Linked DNA regions of Homo sapiens: region 2 is linked to region 1. Evidence: chromatin loops called from intact Hi-C (ENCODE). Cell type or tissue: PC-3. All regions are shown on one strand. Each heading gives the region's core, and the rest is flanking DNA. Links, peaks and the distances in the headings are about the cores only. Region 1 overlaps SKAP1 (src kinase associated phosphoprotein 1). Region 2 has its middle 40 kb from the start of SKAP1.

The links. Peaks named below come from ENCODE experiments on the same cell type or tissue, not always from the same donor. Only the 100,000 strongest peaks of a DNase experiment are listed, where the experiment ranks them.
Region 2: it touches region 1 in a loop (4-fold over the local background); 8 of 110 quality-filtered maps call a loop at or near these places.

Annotation. Positions count from the first base shown.
Region 1 is chr17:48,349,377-48,354,760 of GRCh38, forward strand. The region is part of intron 3 of SKAP1 (src kinase associated phosphoprotein 1); the gene reads right to left. Among named protein-coding and RNA genes, the nearest start is that of SKAP1-AS2, 58 kb to the left of the region's middle. In PC-3, for the core only: CTCF peaks have their summits at 2,627 and 2,846; a DNase peak (open chromatin) is centred at 2,645.
Region 2 is chr17:48,467,968-48,473,351 of GRCh38, forward strand. No RefSeq gene overlaps it. Among named protein-coding and RNA genes, the nearest start is that of SKAP1, 40 kb to the left of the region's middle. In PC-3, for the core only: a CTCF peak has its summit at 2,839 (motif pointing left); DNase peaks (open chromatin) are centred at 4,794 and 5,184; H3K4me3 peaks cover 373 bases; H3K27ac peaks cover 2,483 bases.

The sequences.
Region 1 (5,384 bases), core at 179-5,178:
TCTGCTTAGAGTGGATTTCTCACAAGCAAGACCCCTTGCCACTGGAGACACATTTTCCCACTGCAACTCCCTCAGAATCAATATATTTCTATACAGATATATATTCTAACACATCATATCTCCATTAATCACATCCACTACCTTCAGTCCTTTCTCTTTGTATTTCTAAACAAGATCTAGTGGAACTATATCAAGGGTTCACCTGCTATTAGCAGGTAATTTGCTCCTGTAGCCTAAGTGTCATAAGAATTGGGCGTTAGATACACTCCTTGGTATATTCAATGGCAGGTTCTCCACCCAGTACATGTTGAGGGGCCCATAAGCAGGATGATTTCTCTATTCTTTTCTGAGAGTCAAACTCAATTTCATTCATGCTCCACAGAGTGATAAGTTGTGAATTTCTGAGGGTTGGAGCAGAAAGATAAAGCAGCTTTGTGTCAGGTGTAAGGTAATTATTTCCTAGGGTTTCTGTGCTATTTGTTTTTATTCCCTGTGTTTTCATTAACAGTTAATGAGTTTTCCCCCTTAATTCTGAAACAATAGTCTTGGCCACTAGAAGTTGGCTTTTTCTGCCACAGATTCAACCAGCTGTTGCTGCTCCATAAACTTTATGGAGAAGTGAATTAAACTGCTAAAACTTCATTTACTAATTCAATTCCAAATAAAACAGGGAGAAAAATGAACCATGATGATGTTCCCCTTGTAACTATTTTAGTTCACAGCAAATCCGTTTAGTCCTGAATTTGCAGATACTATTTTGAGACAAAAACAGGCCATAATGACAATTTTACCAGAGAAATGAGAAAGAAATTTAAAAAGACAGAAAATGGTTTAAGCATTAAAAAAAGTGAGAAAATAACAAATAACAGAGAAAACATATATGTTTGCTTATTCAATATGTAAAGTCTCGATTTTTTTTGTTAGTCTACATCATCGTCTTTTATTTCTCTTCAAATTAATTGTGAGCTATATTATAAAGACTCTATTCATATTTGCAACCAACTGTTTATATGGCGTGGTTAAAAACTAAGGTTTGCAGCCGGGCGTGGTGGCTCATGCCTGTAATCCCAGCACTTTGGGAGGCCGAGGCAGGCAGATCACCTGAGTTTCGGGTTTGAGACCAGCCTGACCAACATGGAAAACCCTGTCTCTACTAAAAATACAAAAAAATTAGCCAGGAATGGTGGTGCATGCCTGTAATCCCAGCTACTTGGGAGGCTGAGGCAGGAGAATCGCTTGAACCCGGGAGGCAGAGGTTGCGGTGAGCCGAGATTGTGCCATTGCACTCCGGCCTGGGCAACAAGAGTGAAACTCCATCTCAAAAACAAACAAACAAAAAAGAACAACAACAACAACAACAACAAAACACTAGGGTTTGCTATTACTTCACCAAGTATCTCTGGATTATATAAGGAAATTTAGATTAATTTAAAATTGAAAAATTTTAAATTATTGTTGTTGTTGGAAGGAAACACATGACTTCCTATTCTATTTAATATTTAAGATCCCATAAGAAATACAGCTCCCTCTTTAAACTAATAAATTCTCACTAAAATGCTATAAATAAAGCTCCCTGATCCAAGTCCAGTTAGTTTTCATGCTTGATAGCATTAATATTGCCAGATTTTCATGGGCCAATTTAATAGTAATACAGCTCCCAAAGCTGAACTATAGTAAGGTTAGCAAAACTGCAGCTTATTGGTCCTTATTATAACCATTCAACTAAGTTATTGAATCTAATACCAACTAAAGATATATGTTGGGTACAGATGTGACCATATATGAAATGTTACTCACACATAAGTATATTATAGAGCACATTTGCTGCACCAAAACTAAAATTCTGTCAACACTTCCATTATAAATTACATACCATTTTGCACATATTCATGCATTAGAAAATGTACTGTGTTTTCCAGAGAACATCCTAGAGGCTTCACCAATTTCTAAATATCCATTTGGATCTGTGTGGTTAGTTCTTGTGATTAATCCATGTATAGTGAAGGACTCAAATTCTTCTCTGTTCTATACAGTCGGACTTTCTGCCTATCTCTCTTTTTTTTTTCCTTTACTACACCTATCTATAATTCAATGTATAAATATTCCTTTTTTCCCCCCAAAGCCCTGGCAGTGAGTGTAATGGTACTGAATGTCATTAAGTCTACAGAATAAATGATAGGTCAGGTAAAGAAAGTTTCCATTTATCATTCTTTTAAAAAGTTGCTCCAACTGGATCTCAAATGTACAAGAAGTAAATTGAACCTAAGACTACAGTTTTTAGCTTAGCTTAGTAAAAAACTACAGTTTTTTACTGTTTGCTAATTATGTAATCATGCTAAGAATAACAGCCTTCTTAAGAACCTTTAGAGATAACATTTGAGGAGAGTGGCACAGTCTAAATAATCACAAATGGAGCCAAATTGATTAGACACTCTTAGTATAATCACTATAACAACACCTGTGAATCCAACAACCGAAAGGGCAGCATAGCTTAATGATATTCTCAGAATGAACTATATCTGTCAGTGGTGGATTGGACAGGAAAATGTCAGTGGGAGCTAATTGAAAAGTTCTTTTTTTCTTTTTTTCCCTCAAGAAAATGGTCCTTTGTAATGCAGTTTTTAATTTTGACCAGTAGGGTGAGCTGTAGTGTGTAGCATCATCCTAGTTCTTAAAAAAAGAAAAGAAAAAGAAACAAGAAAAGAGAAAAAAAAAAAAAAAGCAGCCACTGTCTTCTCCTCTCCCACCCTGTAAGAAAATGCTGGGATTTTTAACCCTTCTTAGGTTTCACATAAAGGCATAACTCCTGGATGTTAACAAACTGTAGGGCTGGCAGCAACAAATATAAACCAGATAATTGTATATGTGACAACCCACACTTCATAAAGCAAATTACAGCCTGTCAGCAGTCATTCCAGCTTCACACTAACACATTCCATCTACCACTGGTATTGTTCAACTGGTACTAAAATGGAACCTGCTGAGTGGGAATATTTTCAACAGTAATGAGATTTTGACATAATTCAAAATATATAAACCTAGGTATTTGGTAGTATGTGGATAAATATATTGTAAAATGAATGCACTTATCATATGGCAACCAGGCAATCATAATCTGGAATTATTGGCTCATAGTTCTGTTTTCTTTGGGCCACTGTATTCTCAGTCCTTAATTCTTATTACAAAGCTATCCAACTGAATTTTCAGTATCTTTTGACATATAGGAGAAAGTTAGCTATAATAATAATAATTATATAATAGCTAGCTAAACTCTTACTGGGTACAAGCTCTGGGTCAAGACTTTTTGTGGACTATCTCATTTAATCCTCAAAACAATCCTGAGATGTATTATTATCCCAAAGATGAAGATAAAGAAATTGAGACACAAAGATGAAATAACTTACCCAAAGTCATATAGGTGACTCATAAGTGGCAGGGCCAGGCTTTCACCCCAACTTGTCTGATTACTAAGCTCTTGTTCTAATCCACTGAACTATATAGCCTGAAAATCTGCATGTTTAATAAATCATGATCATTACTCAAAGGCAAGGCATATTGAATGACAGCCAGTGAGTTGACTTTATGGTATATACTATCAATTAGTATTTTAACTTTAATAAAGTAAATCTATAAATTATGATTATTAGTGATAATAGCAGTAGTCACGTTAGGTATGGAGAGTAGAACTGACAGACAAAACAAAATTTGGTCAATGATTTGGTCAAGAAAGAAGTGGTCCAATTCATAGTTGAAATTTATTATCGAGTAATGTAGTAATTTTTTCAAAATATCACTTTTTGGTATGAATTTCATGCTTGCAAAATTTAGAACAGCCACCTCAGGCTTAGTGAAATCAATATACTGATTTTTTTCCAGCACCTTCTGTTTGATTCTGTTGGATACTTAAATATAGCATTGACCTGGCTTGGTTAAAGAATGTGTTTCCTTTCTGGCACCATCATGCTTTAAGTCTCAGAGCAGGAAAAGCCTTTGAAAAATATATAATGCCACATAAATGTAGCAATTTTATTACTATTGGTTCATCTTGCTTTCTTGTCCCATCTTTCCTTTCTCCCAAACAGCAAGTTGTAGTAGGCCTTAGCACTTATTTACAATCCTGATACATTTTGGGGTCTACTATGCCCCAATTGGTAAGCCAACATTACTTAAGAAACTTCTTGAGAGAAACTACAAGGCTAGTTGGATTCCAATATCTTCCATTAAAGAAGAATGAGATGGCCGGGTGCAGTGGCTCATGCCTATAATTGCAGCACTTTGGGAGGCCGAGGCAGGTGAATCACCTGAGGTCAGGAGTTCAAGATCAGCCTGGCCAACATGGCAAAACCCCATTTCTACTAAAAATACAAAAATTAGCTGGGCGTGGTGGCAGGTGCCTGTAATCCCAGCTACTTGGGAGGCTGAGGCAGAGAGAATTGCTTAAAACCCAGGAGGCAGAGGTTGCAGTGAGCCGAGATCGCGCCATTGCACTCCAGCCTGGGTGACAGAGCAAGACTCTGTCTCAAAAAAAAAAAAAAAGAAAAGAAAAGAAGAAAGAAGAAGAGGAAGAAGAAGAAGAAGAAGAAGAGGAAGAAAAAGAAGAAGAAGAAGAAGACATGTTGTACAGGCTACAGGTAGATATAAGAAATGTTTTTCAAAAGTCCAAGGAGTAAAAATAAAATAATACATAGTAAAGAATGGATTATGGGTAAGATTAGCAGGCCTAAACATGTGAGCCAGCTTTTAACATACTGAAGAAAGGGTAAGTTTTCTTTGTGATAACATAAACCTCCAATACCACTAAAGCTGTAATGGCAAATGGTGACAAGATTCAACCTCCCCATGCCACATCCCACTCCAAACAGGGATTCTCATTCACATATTTGACAACATGTATGTAACATCATTATCAACAGCCAAAACCTCTCACTGTCAAGAATTCAGTTCAATATTTGGTTCCTTGGAAAAAAAGTTTCACATGAAAAAGTATCTCTTTATTTAAAAAAATTACTTTTTAATTGAGGCATCACTAACACAAGTAAAGTGCATAAATCTTAAGGGTAAGTGGTATCACTTTTTAAGTTTAGGAAAATACATTTTAGAGATTAATCATGATCAATAACTTTTCCAGGATGGCAAATGTGTGTTAAATTCACATCAGCTGACAAGGACCGATAGGGTTCACAAGATTGGTTCTTCCACTACTTGCCTCACAAGAGTCAGCAGAAACTGGAATCTTTATTTTATATGTCATATAAATCCCCTTGCCTATAACTTAGCAGTCCCTTTCCTGTGCTAGTGATACTTAGCCATCTTCATAAACAAGTTTCTGAGAGAAGCATGTGTTGATGAGAAGCCAAATGAAAAATAAATGCTTTCTAATAGAA
Region 2 (5,384 bases), core at 385-5,384, 120 kb after region 1:
CCCCCAGCTGGGCCTCAGGTTGACAGTGGCTATGTTCCTCAACTAAAGGCCACAGCTCCTGTGGGCCAACCCTCTCCTACAACTCTCTCCAGACTGTGAGGACTGCTCCTTCCCAATCCTTTAGGCCTCGAGTGGTCATTATTCCCTATTCTGGCTAACCGCACCATTTCTTATGGGTTTCTCTGAACCCTGCCCATATCTTTGTAAATATGCCTGCATTAAACTTTACTCAGACAAACCCCATTTGAGTGTGCCATCTGTTTTCCAACAGGACTGTGATCAATAAGGTACCCTGGAGAACAGAACCAGAAAGAATTCTTGCTCATGGCTAGGGAATTGACCTAGATGAGTATTTTCAATTAAAGAATCTTTGAGATCGAAATAACCATTTTTCAATTCAGCATGTTATTTCTTCGTGAATCTTGTTTTTAGAAATGAAAAATATATCACAGAAGCACTTGGCACTTTCTCCAACATGCCTCAGCTTCTGTGCTCCGGCCTGCCTGAGTGCAGGTGCAAGTGCAGGTCACAAGGAGGGAAGTGAAGCTGCCACATTCTTGCTCATGAGCACTGATTGTTAAACTGTCAAGAATTTTGCAAAAATAAATTGTTTTTAAAAAGAACTAAAATTGGCCAGATGTTGTGGCTCATGCCTGTAATCCCAGCACTTTCAGAGGCCGAGGCAGGCACATCACCTGAGGTCAGGAGTTGGAGACCAGCCTGGCCATCATGGTGAAACCCTGTCACTACTAAAAATACAAAAATCAGCCAGGCATGGTGGTGGGTGCCTATAATCCCAGCTACTCAGGAGGCTGAGGCAGGAGAGTTTCTTGAACCCAGGAAGCAGAGGTTGCAGTGAGCTGAGATCACACCATTGCACTCCAGCCTGGGCAATAAGAGCAAAACTCCGTCTCAAAAAAAAAGAAAAGAAAACAAACTAAAATGGTATAAAGTTACAATAAATTATATGTATATATATACAAACATATATATTTATGCACACACACACACACACACATATATATATAGGTTTTTTTGAGACTGAGTCTCATTCTGTCACCCTTGAACCTCCCAGGTTCAAGCGATTCTCATGCCTCAGCCTCCCAAGTAGCTGAGATTACAGGTGTGTGACAAAATGCCTGGCTAATTTTTGTATTTTTATTAGAGACGGAGTTTTGCCATGTTGGCCAGGCTGGTCTTGAACTCCTGACCTCAAATGATCCTCCCGCCTCAGCCTCCCAAAGTACTGGGATTATAGGTGTGAGCCACCGTGCCTATACGTGGCCCAAATTATATTAAAAGAAAAAAAGATACTAAATATCATCACTTCCTAATTATTTTGCTAAATTTCATTGCTATCTAACCTTTTAGGGTTATTTATGTCTGGTGTACCTAGGTGGTAGAAACACTATAACTGCACATCTCTTCCTAATCCTGTTTTCAATGATGTCATGAAGAAAGTTGAAATCAGGCATGGTGGAATTATTTACACCAAGGAAATAGACGAATGCAACAAATCAGGACTTAACTTTTTTTCTGGAAAGCTGTTTGTTAAATATTTTCCAGGAGAAAGGGAATCCTTTGAGATGATCATGTTATTTGGACTTGTGTGGTTTTAAGGGAGATCCATATGCTTGGTTTCTATTGTGAGAAAGCAAAGTGCAATAGACTTGGCACTGGACTAGAAAGGACAAACTAAACTGTTCTCTCTAAACAGGAGTGAAGGTTAGTTCTCTTTGGCTTCTTAGGACAGGATGGATTAAGTAGACCTTTTAGCATGGGGAGATGTGTATTATATTAATAAATAGCTTTCTTTCACAGTTGTTTGTTTAAAATCTCTGAAAGTACTTTACATCTATGACCTCTTTCATCTATCAAGTATCTGAGTGACCAAGGAAAGAAGCAATAAAGATTTTTGTGTTTTTTTTGTGACAGAGTCTCGCTCTGTCACCTAGGCTGGAGTGCAGTGGCACAATCTTGGCTCACTGCACCCTCTGTCTCCTGGGTTCAGGCAATTCTCCTGCCTTAGCCTCCCGAGTAGCTGGGACTACAGGCGCACGCCACCATGCCCGGCTAATTTTTGTATAGAGATGGGGTTTTGCCATGTTGGCCAGGCTGGTCTCGAACCCCTGGCATCAAGCAATCCACCTGCTTCAGCCTCCCAAAATGCTGGGATTACGGGAGTCAGCCACTGTGCCCAGCCAAGATACTTCTTAAATATAGAAAAACTGGGGACCCATGGAGGTTAAGTGACCTTTTTAACCTCAAAAACTGAGGCCCAGAAGGGCAACGCACTACAGTATCCAGAGCCCTCCTCCAACAGCTGTCACTTGTGTGACCTTGAGCAAGTTGTCCATATTTTCTGAGCCTGTATCTTCATCTGTGAAAAGTTATAGGGGAAATAAATGAAAGAATATGTGTAAATCACCAGATTTTGTGATTGATGTTCTAAAAATTGTGAGTTTAATAGATATACTCAAAGATTTTGTAGGGGAGAAAGAGAGAGCTTACATTATGCAGCACAGACAACTTGAAGGGGCACAATGGGCATCATTGTTGTTAAACACCCATTTGTCAATCCAACGGTATGGAGTTTCACTTCTCCCTTCTCCACACCTGGCCTCTCTCCATCCCGTTGGTGCCTTGCTCCTCCTCCTCTTTTTTCTCTTCTCTCTCTCATGCAGAGCAATATTCTCCCTTCTCTGAAGTTGTGAGCACATCTGCCATGTGTTAAGCACATCAAGGCATTCTTCTAAGCAGAATTCCCTTCCTAAGAGAAATTCTGTTAGTAAAGTTGTTACTTTATTATACATACGGAATCATTTGCAAAGGGTATTCCCATTCACTATTTCCTTTGAATCTCAGAGCCACCCTGTGGCAAGAATTACAATTATAACCACTTTACATTGGGAGATACCGAAGCTTAGGGAATTGCTCAGGGTCATAACTTAAAAGTGGCTGAGGGGCTGAGCGTGGTGACTCATGCCTGTAATTCCAGCACTTTGAGAGGCTGAGGCAGGAGGATCTCTTGAGCCCAGGAGTTCAAGACCAGCCCGGGGAACATAGTGAGATCTTGTCTCAACAAAATATTTTTAAAATTAGCTGGGGGTGTTTCTCCCAGCTACTTGGGAGGCTAAGGTGGGTGGATCACTTGAGCCTGAGAGGTTGAGGCTGTGGTGAGCCATGGTCACACCACCGCACTCCAGCCTGGGTGACAAAGCATAAGAGACCCTGTCTCAAAAAAAAAAAAAAAAAAAAAAAAAAAGACTGAGGCAGGAATTGAACCTGGCAAGGTACCTCACAGCATGCTGGTCGTGCTTCCTCACTCTTCAGAGGCGGCATGTTCTAGTTGGCCTCCTGAAGGAAACTACTAATTTTGTTTTCTCTGCCATTCAGTGAGCATCTAGATTGAGAGCCCCACATAGGTCACTTCCTGAGCAAGATGTCAGGAGCTGGGTTAGGGTTGTAATTCCTTTCCTAGCTTGTTGTACAGCCTCGAGCAAGGAGAAGATTTGAGAGGCAGAAAGGTAGCGCGTTGGGAAAAAATGCTATGTTCCAGGCATTATATGCTAGAACTTTACATTGATTACTTCATCTAATCTTCACTAGAATTCTGTGTGAGATAGCATCAATATTTTAATTTTAAGTAAAATTAAATTGTGGAAACTGAGGCTCAAAGAGCTGATGAAATTTGTTCATGGTCATACGGATAAGAAATGATGGAGATGGGATTTGAATCTTTGTCTCTGGGACTCTAAATTCTATCTGCATTTCCTCATGTCATGTTGTCCCTCTGGGCCTTGGGGCCTTTTTAAAATGTAAATCCAGGCAACTAACTCCTCTGAATCCCACCTCACATGTCTGTCAACTGCTGGATTATGTTCCTAATCCGGCAGGGGTCGCAAGGCTGGGAAACCTTCATGCCACTATCAATCTTCTCCCCAGTTCAGAGGTCAGAGGCTCTCTTTACTCCAGCCCCCTCCTCCACCTCTGGGATGGGGCCACATTTCACCTGAGGATTAACAGCCACACCTCTCTACTTCTGCGGAGGATAGAGGGCGACTATGAAGGATGGTGTGTCTCCCCACCCACATCTCATACCTAGCCTGGGGCGGACTGTTCATTAGGGGCAGGCAGGGAGGAGGCGAACCAAGATAGCACAGAGATCCATCAAGGTGCCAAGCTGACAGGTGCACACACCTGTTTCTAGCCAGAGGAGCTAGAGGCCAGTGGGAACCTGCCTCATAGGAGAGGACTTTGTCTGGAAAGAGAAGGGAGGAAGAAAAAACAACAACAGCAACTGAGAGTGGATCACTCTAATTACATGGCTCTAAATCACCGAGAAGAACCTTGGCTCAAACATCCAAGTGGTGGAGGATGGATTTTTACCTTGACTCCCGCTAATTTTCATTGATTTATGGGGCTTGAAAGCATTTATTTTCTGCTCAGAGGCAGCCCAGCTCCTGCTAAGGAGGTGCAGGACTCCCCTAAATGCTGTCACCATGGAGAGGCGAGCAGCAGAGGTGGCTCTCAGGGCAACAGCTACATTTCCTGCTCAGTTCCAGTTGCTACCTAAGAGCTGGGAGGGTCCAATGGGAGCTGCTGGCCCTGCTGTGACAGCCTCCCCACTCCTGTCCCCAGAGCCTGCCTGCTTCTGGTCACAGCTACTTGAGTTTAACACTCCTGGCAGCTTAGCACTCTGGTTTTTATGTGTGAAGCCGTAATATTTGGTGAGCTGTGAGATGAGGTGGCAAGATTTGCAACTGGCATTCCCTTCCGGCCCTGCCCTGTGATTCAGGTCAGTGGTGTGACAAAGTGAGGCCACCCCTCCTCCCCACTCTGGCTTCCCACCTGTGGCTATTTGGAATGATGTCTTTCCTTCGTTTTCTCCTCTTCCCCCATCCCATGCCTGATAGACTCCCGTAGCTCTTGGCTTTCAAAAGGGGGTATTCAGTCCTCACATTCCAAACCATCTGCTCAATTAAACATTTTAAACAGCAATTCTGAGTCTGCCCAGGACCACATTCCAAAAGGTGGGTGTCAGGAGATAGGCTTTCTAAATGTCAGAGGCTCTGTGAAAATCTTAACTGATGAGGAAGTGGGCCAGCTAGAAAGCATCACGTTTTCTTGGAGATTAGAAACATAAGACTCAGTGTCCATACTTTCAAAATTCCTCTTCCTGAGGCACATGATGAGTCATTTGAGCATCTCTAGTCCTTTTCTCCAGGTCTGTATTCCCTGAGCCTTCCTGCCCTGTTTCCTGAGCCAGGGTTGAAGTTCAGATTCCTGTGGGTCCCCCCAGGCATCCTCCTTATCTGCAGTTGTCTTAATTTCTGTCCCATCTTCCCACCCATTCCAGTTGCAGCTGCCTTCCAGGAATAGAG